4 separate regions of the Homo sapiens genome follow, and regions 1, 3 and 4 are each linked to region 2. The links are chromatin contacts, found by Hi-C or POLR2A ChIA-PET in ENCODE. All regions are on one chromosome and are shown on one strand. Each heading gives the region's core, a stretch centred on a gene start or an enhancer-like site at or near the end of the contact. The rest is flanking DNA. Distances are from core to core; before and after follow the strand shown. Region 1 has its middle 53 kb from the start of LINC02324. Region 2 has its middle 260 kb from the start of LINC02290. Region 3 holds the start of LINC02324 (long intergenic non-protein coding RNA 2324). Region 4 has its middle 16 kb from the start of LINC02324.

Region 1 (2,929 bases), core at 124-2,623, 680 kb before region 2:
GTAGGTTTTATTATGTTTAGTTTACAGATGAGCAAACTGAGGCCCAGAAAGATCTTGGTGATTTTGTGGAGCAAGTCATTCAGGAATGACCAGAGTATTGCATTGCATCCCCTTAGTTAATGATGGGCAGGTGACCCAGTAAGAACCAAGGAGATGTGGTGAGACTGCCCAGGGTAGCTGCGAAGATGTTGAGCTCTTTTACTAATGGTCTTGGACCAGGGAGAATGTGAGGCTGGTGATGCTGAAGCTGTCTTACCTGCACAAAGGTAAGCCTCTCTGAGAATGTGGCAGAGGCAGAAATATTTGGCCTTGAATGAGTGAATCTAATAGCCATCCAAACCCTTTCTCCTATAACTGCTCTTTTTTATTTTTTAATTTATTTTTGTTTTATTTTATTTTTAAAAAATGTTTGTGGGTATATAGTAGGTGTATATATTTATGGGGTAGATAAGATGTTTTGATACAGGCATGCAATGTGAAGTGAGCACATCATGGAGCTCTAACTACACCTGAGGAGATTGCTAGTTGTTTCAAAATACCCCTCTTCTTCATCATGTGACTAACAGAACTCCTCAAGTTTTAGCTGGGCACATGGCTACCCAAGTACTACATTTCCCAGCCACCCTTACAGCTGGTTGTGATCATGTGGTTATGTTCTGACCAATAGCATATGGGCAGAAGAGAAGTGATGAATGCAACTTATGCATTGCATCCTTAAAAGAAAGCTTCTTGCCCTTCTCTTATACCTTCTCCCTTCTTGGCTAGGATATGACAACGGAGTGACTGGTCAGACTGCAAGGAAGAGGCAGAACCCTTTCACAATCTTGGGTACGGTTTGTTCTTTGACTGTTATATGAGGCAAAACCAAACCAAACAAAAAACACTGCTTCTACTGCAGGGACCAAAAAAGCTTAAAAACGTACTTTCCCAGCCTCCTCTGTGGCTAAAGTGGCCTCATGGCACTGATGTATTCAATCAACTGGAAGCAGAGGTCAGCTGGGAACTTTGGGGATTGATTTACTTTTCTGGATAAAAAAAAAAAAAATCGGAAGTTAGCTAGCCTCTTCTTTCTGCCTTGAATGTCTAGAGCTGGACCTGTCCTCCTGTGACCCTGAAGACAGTAGAGCTGAAATGAAGAAGGAGGCTGGGTTCTTGATGACATTACTGAGCTGCTGCATAGTAACGTCATCTATGCCTATTCTGGGCTGCTTGTTGAATGAGAAAAATAAACCTCTCTCTGGACTTCTTATGTGAGAAAAACAAACCACACTTTGTTGAAGCCTCTGTTAGCTGAGTTTCATGTTATTGCAGCCCAAATGCCCAAATATCAGTGAAACTTAGTGGTGTGTCAGACAGCCCAGATGTTGATGATGTCATCTGGCCTTCTGAATACAACTGTGCCTGAGACTAAACCCAAGCCCCTGGACTTTTCAGCTATTAGAGAAAGAGTAAGTTCTCTTTCTGCTTAAGCAGTTTAGGCTGGATTTTCTGTGGCCTGGATGGAAAGACCCCTGATACAACTATGAACCAATAGCAACTAGATACATTCTGTTTTCACCTCCTCTTAGTCTCTCCCCTGATTTTACGGTTAAAAAAAAAAAAAAAAAAAGTAAAATTAGAGCAAGGAAAGAAAGAAGAAAGGAATAAAGAAGGAAGGATAAGATAAGAAACAATAGAAGACTTGAACTAAATTAAAAGAGGTTAGAGGCCAGGCACGGTGGCTCATGTCTGTAATCCCAGCACTTTGGGAGGTCGAGGCAGGTGAATCACGAGGTCGGGAGATCGAGACCATCCTGGCTAACACGGTGAAACCCCGTCTCTACTAAAAAAAAAAAAACAACACACAAAGAAATTAGCCGGGCATGGTGGTGGGCGCCTGTAGTCCCAGCTGCTCGGGAGGCTGAGGCAGGAGAATGGCATGAACCTGGGAGGTGGAGCTTGCAATGGGCCGAGATCACACCACTGCACTCCAGCCTGGGCAACAGAGCGAGACTCTGTCTCAAAAAAAAAACAACAACAACAACAACAAAAAAAAAAACAAAAGGTTAGAAGCTTTTACAGTTCCTTTGTTTGGAAACCTGGGTCCTAGTGTCCCTTGCGCAGGATGCTCGTTTCTGACTTTTGTGGCCTGCCCTTGACACCATTCGAGCATATGGATTTCAGTGGGTAGTGTGACTCAGCTTCCCATTCCCAAAACTCCAGAGCCACATTGCTGGGTCCCTTCACTCTGCTTTACTCTCCTCCCAAGACAGACGTAGCATGGGCCACGTGAATTCATCCATGTCCTGAACTAATCTGGTTGTTCTACCAGGTTACTCTTAAGTTCATGGGCCATCACCCCCTTGTACTTACTGAGCTCCAGGGTTTTCATCTCTTCTGAGAATCGACCGTTTAGTCCAATCTTAGTACAGACCAGCATTAATAGGCAATTACCACAGGGAGATAATACAGAGGGAAAAATGGCTAAAAATATACAGTGAATCACAGAAAATTACATCTCTTAAAACCTACAGTGTATTCCTATTGCCATAGCAACCCTTGGCTAGTAAAGACAGAGATGATTTATCACAGGCTTTCCCCGGAGCTCGGTTCTGCCGGAAGCACCTCCAGCCTGTGGTGAGTTCCAGCGAGGAGGGCAATGCAGACATCATACAACCGGGTTTTCTCTCCTCCATCCCTTCCAGTGGCATTTCTGCGGCAAGAAGACTTGAGTTCCTTCTATATAACCCAGGTCATCTCCCGGCCCCTTTTCTGAGATGAAAGTGGCTGTCTCTAACCTCTGACAACGCGGCGTCCTGCCGACACGATGTGAATGCCAGCGGCAGCAGTGCGCTGACTTCCAGGAGGGGGCAGTGGGGCTGGGGGACATGAGGAGGCTGTAGGTGCCAGACCGTCTGAACAAATGAGGAGAGGAGAGGAGTTCTTTCTC
Region 2 (3,076 bases), core at 480-2,979:
CGGCCTCCCACAGTGCTGGGATTACAGGCGTGAGCCACCACACCCAGCCCACCATTTTTAATCTATTCTTCTTTATTAACATTTGTTTTCATTTTTATAAAACTATTATGAACACTGCTGAAATGAGCCCTTTCGGTGAATTTCTTCTGGTGTATGAGAATTTTATGCACCTAGCAATAGACTTGCCTACATGTATGTCCAGCTTTAACAAATATTACCAAATTGTTCTCTAAAGAAATTGCATCAATTCATATAACCATTTCTTGAATATTCCACCAAGTTTTCTGTGGCCTCAAATTTAAGAGCAGAAAACAGACATACAAGCCAAAGAAAGAAAATAGCTTTGAAAACTCATTTAATTATTGGTAGAAAGTACCAGACTGTTCTTTTTCCAATCTGGAAGTGTTTCTTCCACATGACCACCTGCCTTCAAATACAATCAGTGCATATTGGTTAAGCCCTGCCAACTAGGCATTTGCAAGTGGAGGTCTCAAAATACACAGGCTAAAAGACTCATCCTCTGAAGTTTAAAAACTAACTGGAAAGCTAAGACATAAACTATAGATAAAAGTTAATTATTAAATAACAATTTAACAGTAAGAGAGAAGAGATATCCTTGGGCAGTACTGATTCATCACTGAATGAGTAGAGCCTGCATTAATTCTATAGGAGTTCACAAGATGGGGAAGTCAGAGCTTATGTGATTCTGATTTGCCACAGAATGGTTTCCTAGCAACCATTACTAGCTGAGAATCAGCTCACTCTGCTGTTTTGAACCAGACCTTGCTCTGTTAGAAAAATGAGTCAAATAAATGCCAGCTTAAGGTAGAATTTCACCACGTAAAACTATATTTGAAATATATGACTTTTGAACAAAGATCTAAAGTAATTTCCTTCGCCAGAACTTAACAAAGGTGGATGTGTGGAAATGGAAGTGGCACCAGATTTAGGGACTTGGACACCTAATTTTTCTCAGGAATGGGGGTGGACAGTGGTGAGTGAAGAGGCAAAAGACAGACTCAAGGAAAGTGTGGGCGGGGAGACAACAGAACCCACATGGGAATTATGGAATTGAATAATTCCCTAGCCACACCTGGCCCAGGAAATTTTGAAGTTCTTACAGGTACAGGGTTGGGAAATTCATCATTTGCACATAATTCCTGGAGACTTGCTTCATATCACCAGCTTCTACTTTGTCCCCAGAGACATTTCTACTTCTACTTTGTCTCCAAGAGACTGTGCATCACGTGTTTCCTGACATAGAAAACACGGCCTTCACCTGATGGTTTCTTTCTAGATCTCTCACCAAGTCTTACCACCTCTGAGGATGACTGAGCGGAAGAGGAAAGACCTTGAGGCTATTGTGGGAAGCAGGCCCAGGGCAGTGCTTGTTTTGAGCTTATCAGTACCTTACCATGCATTTGTTTTCGTTTTTTAACTATTATGAACACTGCTGAAATGAACTCTTTGGGTGAATTTCTCCTGGTGTATGAGAATTTTGTAGACCTTGCCATGGACTTGTGTATGTGCATCTCCAGCACCCAGTAGAACCACACAGAGGAGGCACAATTCATCACTGATGGAAAGAGTTTCCAAAGCAAACTCTTCCAGCTCACACATGACAGAAAGGCATTTCTTGGCCCTTCCGATAGAAATGTAGATTCCCAGAGTTCAGAGTTGAAAGACACTTTACAGTTCAAATACGTAGAATCTAAAGCAACAGACAATTCTGCCTTGTGGTTTAGTTATTACATATCTGTGCCCAACATCTCCTGGAGAGGAAACTGCCTCCTACCTTTCCCCTTTGTACAAAAACAACAATCAGATACTCTCAGAGACATCGAAAAGGCATAGTTTAAAAAAAAAAACCTAGTCAATAATATTGAGAATGAGATGTAAGTTAAGAGATCCTAAAAAAATTTTTTATTATTCTTAAAATCTCGTAAGGTTTTAAGTTTAGTTGAATTAAGATTAATTAGAGTTCTATTAATAATTGGTCACTTGAGCACAATTTTCCAGTACTGTAATTTCTATTACATATTGAATTTCATGGAAAGCCTTTAGATATCAATGTTGTGCCAATACGAGAAATTTACTGATAATTTTTTTTTTTCTTTTTTTTGAGATGGAGTCTCACTGTGTCACCCAGGTGCAATGGCACGGTCTCAGCTCACTGCAACCTCTGCCTCCTGGGTACAAGTGATTCTCCAGGCTCAGCCTCCCGAGTAGGTGGGGCTATAGGTGCATACCACCATGCCTGGCTAATTTTTGTGTTTTTAGTAGAGACAGGGTTTCACTATGTTGGCCAGGCTGGTCTTGAATTCCTGACCTTGTGATCCACCCACTTTGGCCTCCCAAAGTGCTGGGATTACAGGCTTGACAAATGTTTTGTTTCAAATGGTAGACTAAGCCATCCAAGTGCATTTTAGGTGTTCCTTGACATTTTTTTTTTTTTTTGATATATCAATTTTTATGAAAAGTGATTAATTTATTTGAATGTAGTCGTAAGAGTCCAGGTCCCACCAAAGTTGGTGGGTCTCCTGGTTTCTGTCACCTGAATTCAGCCTCTGTTCTGGTGGATACAGTGGTATGTGGGGTCTGGCTCATACAAGCCTGCAAAGGTTTGTTCAATATTCAGGCATTTTGTGAACCAGAATCAGTATTCAAAATTAAATGATATAAACTCACACTTCGGCCGGGCGCGGTGGCTCACGCCTGTAATCCCAGCACTTTGGGAGGCCGAGGCGGGTGGATCATGAGGTCAGGAGATCGAGACCATCCTGGCTAACAAGGTGAAACCCCGTCTCTACTAAAAATACAAAAAATTAGCCGGGCGTGGTGGCGGGTGCCTGTAGTCCCAGCTACTCGGGAGGCTGAGGCAGGAGAATGGCGTGAACCCGGGAAGCGGAGCTTGCAGTGAGCCGAGATTGCGCCACTGCAGTCCGCAGTCCGGCCTGGGCGACAGAGCGAGACTCCGTCTCAAAAACAAACAAACAAACAAAAAAAACCTCACACTTCAATAAATTACATTTAAAACAAGGCTAATAGGTACTCAAAACTCATGACTTCCTAATGA
Region 3 (3,014 bases), core at 288-2,787, 630 kb before region 2:
GGTCAACCTCTGTAACCCCATCTCATGCTTCACCCTCCTTGCTAACTACCCTCCAGCAGCCCCACCTCCAATCAGGTGCGCAAATGGGCCAAGCTCTTCCTGCCCAGGGTCTTGTACTTGTTATTCTTTCTGCTTGAAATCCTCTTTCCTCGGGCTCTGCACATGGACATCTCCTTGTTATACTTTAAAACTCAGTCTAAATGACACTTCTCGAAGAGGATTTCCATGTCTATTGTGTTTCTGTCATAGCACATACCCCAAGCCATGAGTACTATGCCTCATTTATTAGTTTGTTTTTTTGTTTGTTTGTTTGAGATGGAGTCTTGCTCTGTCACCCAGGCTGGAGGGCAGTGGCGCATTCTCAGCTCACTGCAACCTCCGCCTCCCAGGTTGAAGTGATTCTCAGGCCTCAGCCTCCCAAGTAGCTGGAATTACAGGCACACACCACCATGCCCAGCTAATTTTTGTATTTTTAGTAGGGATGGGGTTTCGCCATGTTGGCCAGGCTGGTCTTGAACTCCTGGCCTCAAGCGATCTGCCCACTTTGGCCTCCCAAAGTGCCGAGATTATAGGCATGAGTCACTGCACCCAGCCTAGTTTGCTTTTTATTGTCCATCTTCCTAATTAGGGTGAAATCTACAAGAAGGCAGGGCTACTGTCCATTTTCTTCACTGCTGGATCTCCGGCACATAGCCCTGGTTCTGACACCTGCCAGGGGCTTGATAAATATTTGCATCACCCACTCCACTTGTGCACTAGATGCCACCTCCCCTCACCTCCTCGAGGCATCTCTCCACCGGTCCCTCCTCTCTTGTGCATCATCATTTCTCCCACTTTCCTGGATCATTCCCCTCTGCAGACAAATGTGCTGTAATTTCTCCTATCTTAAAAAACAAAACAGATAGACAAAAAATCTTCTCTTGGCCCACATCCTCTTTCAGCCAACACGCTGCACATTTTATTTATTGCCTATCTCCTCCACTAGGGAAGAAGCTCCATGAGGGAATGGCTTGTGTCTGTTTTGCTTATTGCTGTATCCCTAGTACTTCAAAAGTGCCTGGTGCATAACAATTTTTGAGTTGATTGAATAAATCCTTTTGTGGAATAAATGAATAAAACAGTAAAGCCTTTTTCAATCAATAGAGAGAAAAATCAGTCTTATATCTTGAGCAATGTCTAAATAACTTAAAAGATCAAGATGGAGGCTGGGCACAGTGGCTCACGCCTGTAATCCCAGCACTTTGGGAGGCCGAGACGGGAAGATTGCTTGAGCTCAGGAGTTTGAGACCAGCCTGGACAACATAGTGACCCTGTATCTACAAAAAATAATTAATAAGAAAAGATCAACATGGAACCAAAAAACAAATATACATAGGACAGCTCTATAAAGATATGTAGCAGGTACTTACTGTGTATGTGTATTTTCCATTCTCTGCCTTCTAATATGAAAAGGTTGACAGGATAGTTTGAGGGAGAAAGGAAAATTTGCCATAGATTCCTCAGCATCAGGATAACCTCATTGCCTTAGGGCAAAAAATGAAGCCCAGAGGTAGTGACTTTTCCCAAACTCAGTGTCCTCCCTTCTAAGGGCTTAGGGCATAATCTTCCACAAAACACATCCGGATTGCTAACTCACAGTAAAGGAAAAGTTCTTACGTTTACATAGAACCCAGATGCCAGGAATTTTCTAGAAAATGGACGTGCAGTAATAGTGCCGGCCAGGAGATGGCGACGCGCCTTTCTGTCCAGGAGGACTACACTCTACGTGGCACTGAAGGACTGGGAGAGAAGGTTGGGGCCTCCTGGGGCCAGCCAGGGGCCTCTGGGGGAGGATGGCCTAGAAAACAGGGCTCTGCTTCAGAAGGCTCATTCTTGTTGGCGGGGCCCCCATGAGTAAAATAGTTGTTGTTGAATATGACACATTGTTAAGGCCTCAGATGCAAGAGCAATTACAAGTCCAGGGTGGTTGGCAGGTCTACAGTCAGGATATTTAACTCAAATTCAGGGAGTCTGAAAATCTAGGACAGCTCCTTGGCAACCCCGGACTGACAGATCTTTTGTTCGACTTTTCCTAGGTTTAGGCAACAGCCTCTGAGAGCCCACTAGATTTCCTCCAACATGGAGACTCAACCTAGCCAACATTCTACCACAAGAATCAGTACCTGGGCTTTGGGGTCCACCAACGCTTAAAATTGAGTAACTGAGTGCAAGGGTTGCAGGTAGGCAATGTGCCGATAGACATTTACATTTCCTAGAGAGAAAGTCCTTTGTTCCATCTCTTTCTCCAAGGGCTCTGTGATTCAAAAACCGGGACAGGCACAGTGGCTCACGCCTGTAATCCTAGCACTTTGGGTGGCTGAGGTAGGAGGGTCACTTAAGCTCAGGAGATTGAGACCAGCCTGGGCAACACGGCAAAAACTTGTCCCTGCAAAAAATACAAAAATTAGCTGAGCTTGGTGGCACATGCCTGTAGTCTCAGCTACTTGGGAGGCTGAGGTGAAAGGACTGCTTGAGTCTGCAGTGAGCAGGGTTGACAACACTGCACTACAGCCTGGGCAACAAAGTGAGACCCTATCCCGAAATAAATGAATACATAAGTAAATAAATAAATAAATAATTTAAAAAAAACGTTAAGCAACTACTCCAGTCTTTCCTCGCTAGAGGCCTCACTAATTCTTTACCCCAGCAAGTCCTCTGGGATACTGTAATTCTCCATTTTTTTTTTCATTGAGATGTGTCTCACTCAGGGGACAGAAAACACCATCTGTTATTTGAACAGAGAAGGTAATGTAAGAATTACTGGGGCCGAGCACAGTGGTTCACACCTCTAATTCCAGCACTTTGGGTGACCGATGAGAGAGGATCACTAGAGTCCTGGAGTTTGAGACCAGCCTGGAAAACATAGTGAGATTTCATCTCTACAAATAATAAAAAATTAGTAGGGTGTGGTGGTGTGTGTCTGTAGTCCCAGCTACTCCGGAAGCTGAGGCAGGAGAATTGCTTGAGCCCCGGAA
Region 4 (3,122 bases), core at 29-2,528, 640 kb before region 2:
TGCTACTGTGTTTAATTCCAGAATCCTGCTAGTGGAGGTTTATAAACAAGGTATCTGTGAGGAGATGGGGATCTGAAGGGTGCCCTGCAGGGAAGCTTACTCGAGCCCTGGTTGGTACCTTGGTGACCCCAAGCCCCATGCAAATCATAATGTTGGCTTTTCTGGTGTGGCTACTCCCCACCCTAAGTCACACTGTTACTATCTGGCCAGCCTAAGACCCCCAGGCAAACAAAGATGACCTCCCGGGGGCCAAGGGTAAAGACTAGACCTCTTTGAGGGGCAAGGTTCAATTCTTTACTGCACAGGTAGGGAGACTTAGGCTGCAGCCCGGCTCTGAGAAAGGTTCAGCTGGGTGGAGGAGGAGTCTCTGGGCCAAAGCTGCCCTTTGGAGGAGTCCTGGATCTTGCAGAAATGGCCTGCTTAGTGCCCACCCCCTGCACCCCTGCTCAGCACTGGCTGGGAGTAAGCCTGGGGACTGTGGCTTCAGTGTGAATGTGGGGGTGGGGTGGATGCAGAGCAGTAGCATGTGGGGTATCCAGCCAGGCCTGCTCCACAGAGCAGGAGAGCAGAGCTGGGAAGGGACAGTGGGGATGTGATCTGTTAGCCTTCTGGCTGCAGCGCAGTGCAGACCTCCCTTGCCTGATATGACTGGGTCTCCACCTCTTCCACCCCAGTCTCCTGACTCCTGCAAAAAAAGAAAAGGGGGTGTGCAGGGCTGCCAAACACAGCCATGTCAGGGTGGGCCGGTCCCTGCATTGTGCGCCCACCTGCTGCTGCTGTGTTGTAGGGGAAACCGACCAAAGCACGTAGAGTTAGAACAAAACAAGAACATGGGCTGTGGAGACAGGCTGGCTTCCATGTGCCAGTCTCTCCTGCAGCTTCTGCTCTGGCTGCTGCTCTCTCAGGATCCCGTGCAGCTTTGCCTCGGCCTCACACAGGAGAGTTCTCACACGTAAGGTGGGCCTAGGGGCTGCGGCTCAGAGTCTCCTGTATTGGGATCATTACACATGTCCAGAGTGACAGCTGAGAGGAAAGGGTCCTTGCTTGTGTGCTCAGGAGATGGCTAGGGAGGAGCCACCCCAGGGGAGTTGCCACAGCCAGAATTGCTCTGCTAGGCCCTTCCCTGAAGAGACTTCAATTCTTTTATAGATTTCTCCTTCTTAAACCCAACAAGCTGTTTGGGCAAGAAACCAGGTGAAAGAAACTGAGATTATAGGGGAAGTGTGAAGTGTAGACCAATCATGTGGAACAAGGAAGGGGCGTGACTCAAAAACATAACGTGTGTGTGTGTGTGTGTGTGTGTGTGTGTGTGTGTGCGCGTGCTGACTGGCAGAGCTGGGCCTGCTCTTTATTTGGGAGCCTGCTTGCTACTTTCACCTGTGTTTTCAGCTTGTCTTAGTGCTTTTCTCTCTCATAGTCCAATCCCAGCCCAGCAGATGGTTCACTATGCTTTTAATTGAAGAATGAGGAGGAATCTTTGCACACTTAAAAAACATCCATGGCTGGGTACAGGGGCTAATGCCTGTAGTCCCAGAACTGGGAGGCCATGGCAGGAGGGCACTTGAGCCCAGGAATTCGAGGCTGTAGTGGGCTGCGATCACTGCACTCCAGCCCGGGCGAGAGAGTGAAACTCTATCTCAAAAAAACAAAACAAGATACCATCCAATCCTGGGCCAAGCCCCCACCAACACTGATCCTAAAGGAAAGAAAGCATGGCTGCAGCAGGCACAACAGGACACAGCCCCACCCTTGGAACATCGTGCTCCTGGGGACAAGACACTGGATGCGGAAGCTGGCATCCTAGAACTGACTTTTTCGTTGAGTATTATTACTGTGTTTCCTGGATTCTAAAACACTATTGATTGCAAGATGCACCATTATTCTTTTCTTTCAAATCTAGATCTGCAAACGCCATCATTTTAATAACTGCTTTTAGGCGGAGGAAAAGAAACACAACCACATCAAACGCATGCATCAACTGAAACACCCATCCTGATTTCGGGACCCTGAAAATAAGAAAAATACAGCGCATCTTAAAACTGAAATGGGAAAAAAAAAAAGGAGAACTTATAAAAACTAAATACAGAGGAGACTTTTTCTAATTCTGGAAATGAGATGCAAAACCAATACCCACATTTTGGAATCATAGTATGAGTAGGCTTTTTACCATGTATCACTGCTATTCCTTTTTTTTTTTTTTTGAGAGGAAGAAGGCGTGAGTTGACCTGGTATTACTCACCCAAAAGTGAGGCATTGGGGATATTTATATTCAGCAAGCAGTGCAGGGTTTAAACTGGTGAGTAGATATTTGCATCTTCTAACCACAAAAGTAAAATAAGAGAACTAACTGAAATTTCAGTTTTAGAATGATGATAGCTAATACTTGTGGAGCTCCTTTTTCTCCAGGCACTGCTCTAGGTCCTTTGAATGTATTAACTCATTTAACCCCATGAAAATCCTATGAGAAGGTGCAATGAACAGCTCTAGTCATAGGGATGGGAACAAGGAATCATAGAGATATTAAGCAGTGTGCTCAGGGTCCCATTGCTAGTGTATAGACTTGCACAAGGATAGTATGGCCCTATAGCCCCTCCTCTTAACTGCACTATACGGCCTCTACTAAAGCGTAAGTGAGGGAAATAGACCAAACAAAACTGAGAGTTTGTGGGTGGAGGAAATGCTGAGTTGGGCTAAAGGCAGGAGTATGCTGGTAAAGTGGCTCTTTTCTCCCACCCCAAATGCCCTAGTTCATAACATTTGCCAATTTCCTTGGTGTAAATACTTCCAACAGTGGCCGATTTCAAGACACCAACCTGCTGTTAAAATTCTGAGTGTTTAACAATTGCCTCTCTGGAGCCAGTATAAGCTGGCCCTAGCACGCCACTGGCTGAAAGTAATTGTCCAAATTAATATGCAGCGGTTTAGCCAGGAACGTTTTTTGTGTCATGTTAAATTAAGCCAACTGTGGGTGCGACTCTGCATGTGTGTTCAGGGCTTGGAAATTGTTTCTCCCCTTCTGCTTCTGTAACCACCCAAGGGGTTCACCTTGCCCGCTGCCTAGACAGAGCCGATTTATCAAGACAGGGGAATTGCAATGGAGAAAGAGTAATTCGCTCAGAGCT

What was found. A loop is a pair of places that touch in the nucleus more often than their neighbours do. ChIA-PET counts read pairs that join two places held with the same protein, here RNA polymerase II (POLR2A). Pooled maps may share reads with other maps.
Region 1: a pooled map shows a loop between it and region 2 (4-fold over the local background). The contact joins two enhancer-like sites. A Hi-C loop is called at or near these places in 6 of 168 maps with a recorded cell type or tissue (HAP-1, HepG2, Ramos and 3 more), 1 of 37 single-sample maps with no recorded cell type and 9 of 50 pooled maps. POLR2A ChIA-PET finds 5 or more read pairs at or near these places in 3 of 52 experiments (CD4-positive, alpha-beta T cell, CD4-positive, alpha-beta memory T cell and activated B cell).
Region 3: a loop to region 2 is called in a pooled map, with 3 times the contacts of the local background. The contact joins the promoter of LINC02324 here to the enhancer-like site in region 2. A Hi-C loop is called at or near these places in 1 of 168 maps with a recorded cell type or tissue (PC-3) and 4 of 50 pooled maps. POLR2A ChIA-PET finds 5 or more read pairs at or near these places in 1 of 52 experiments (CD8-positive, alpha-beta memory T cell).
Region 4: a loop to region 2 is called in a map of naive thymus-derived CD4-positive, alpha-beta T cell, with 2.5 times the contacts of the local background. The contact joins two enhancer-like sites. A Hi-C loop is called at or near these places in 2 of 168 maps with a recorded cell type or tissue (PC-3 and naive thymus-derived CD4-positive, alpha-beta T cell) and 9 of 50 pooled maps. POLR2A ChIA-PET finds 5 or more read pairs at or near these places in 6 of 52 experiments (CD4-positive, alpha-beta T cell, CD4-positive, alpha-beta memory T cell, H1 and 3 more).

Annotation. Positions count from the first base shown.
Region 1 is chr14:65,168,301-65,171,229 of GRCh38, forward strand. No RefSeq gene overlaps it. Among named protein-coding and RNA genes, the nearest start is that of LINC02324, 53 kb to the right of the region's middle. RefSeq lists enhancers at 947-1,046, 2,610-2,669, 2,690-2,859. Within about 2 kb of position 1,374, at least 4 of the 41 ENCODE cell types and tissues checked have a DNase peak (open chromatin) inside an H3K27ac peak, as active enhancers do.
Region 2 is chr14:65,845,947-65,849,022 of GRCh38, forward strand. No RefSeq gene overlaps it. Among named protein-coding and RNA genes, the nearest start is that of LINC02290, 260 kb to the right of the region's middle. Within about 2 kb of position 1,730, at least 5 of the 41 ENCODE cell types and tissues checked have a DNase peak (open chromatin) inside an H3K27ac peak, as active enhancers do; they include CD4-positive, alpha-beta T cell, where a contact is called at or near this core.
Region 3 is chr14:65,220,810-65,223,823 of GRCh38, forward strand. It overlaps LINC02324 (long intergenic non-protein coding RNA 2324), which reads right to left and starts at 1,538. Exons shown (of 4, transcript NR_103769.1): 1 at 1,410-1,538. RefSeq lists an enhancer at 1,871-2,010.
Region 4 is chr14:65,204,318-65,207,439 of GRCh38, forward strand. No RefSeq gene overlaps it. Among named protein-coding and RNA genes, the nearest start is that of LINC02324, 16 kb to the right of the region's middle. RefSeq lists an enhancer at 715-824. Within about 2 kb of position 1,279, at least 7 of the 41 ENCODE cell types and tissues checked have a DNase peak (open chromatin) inside an H3K27ac peak, as active enhancers do; they include CD4-positive, alpha-beta T cell, where a contact is called at or near this core.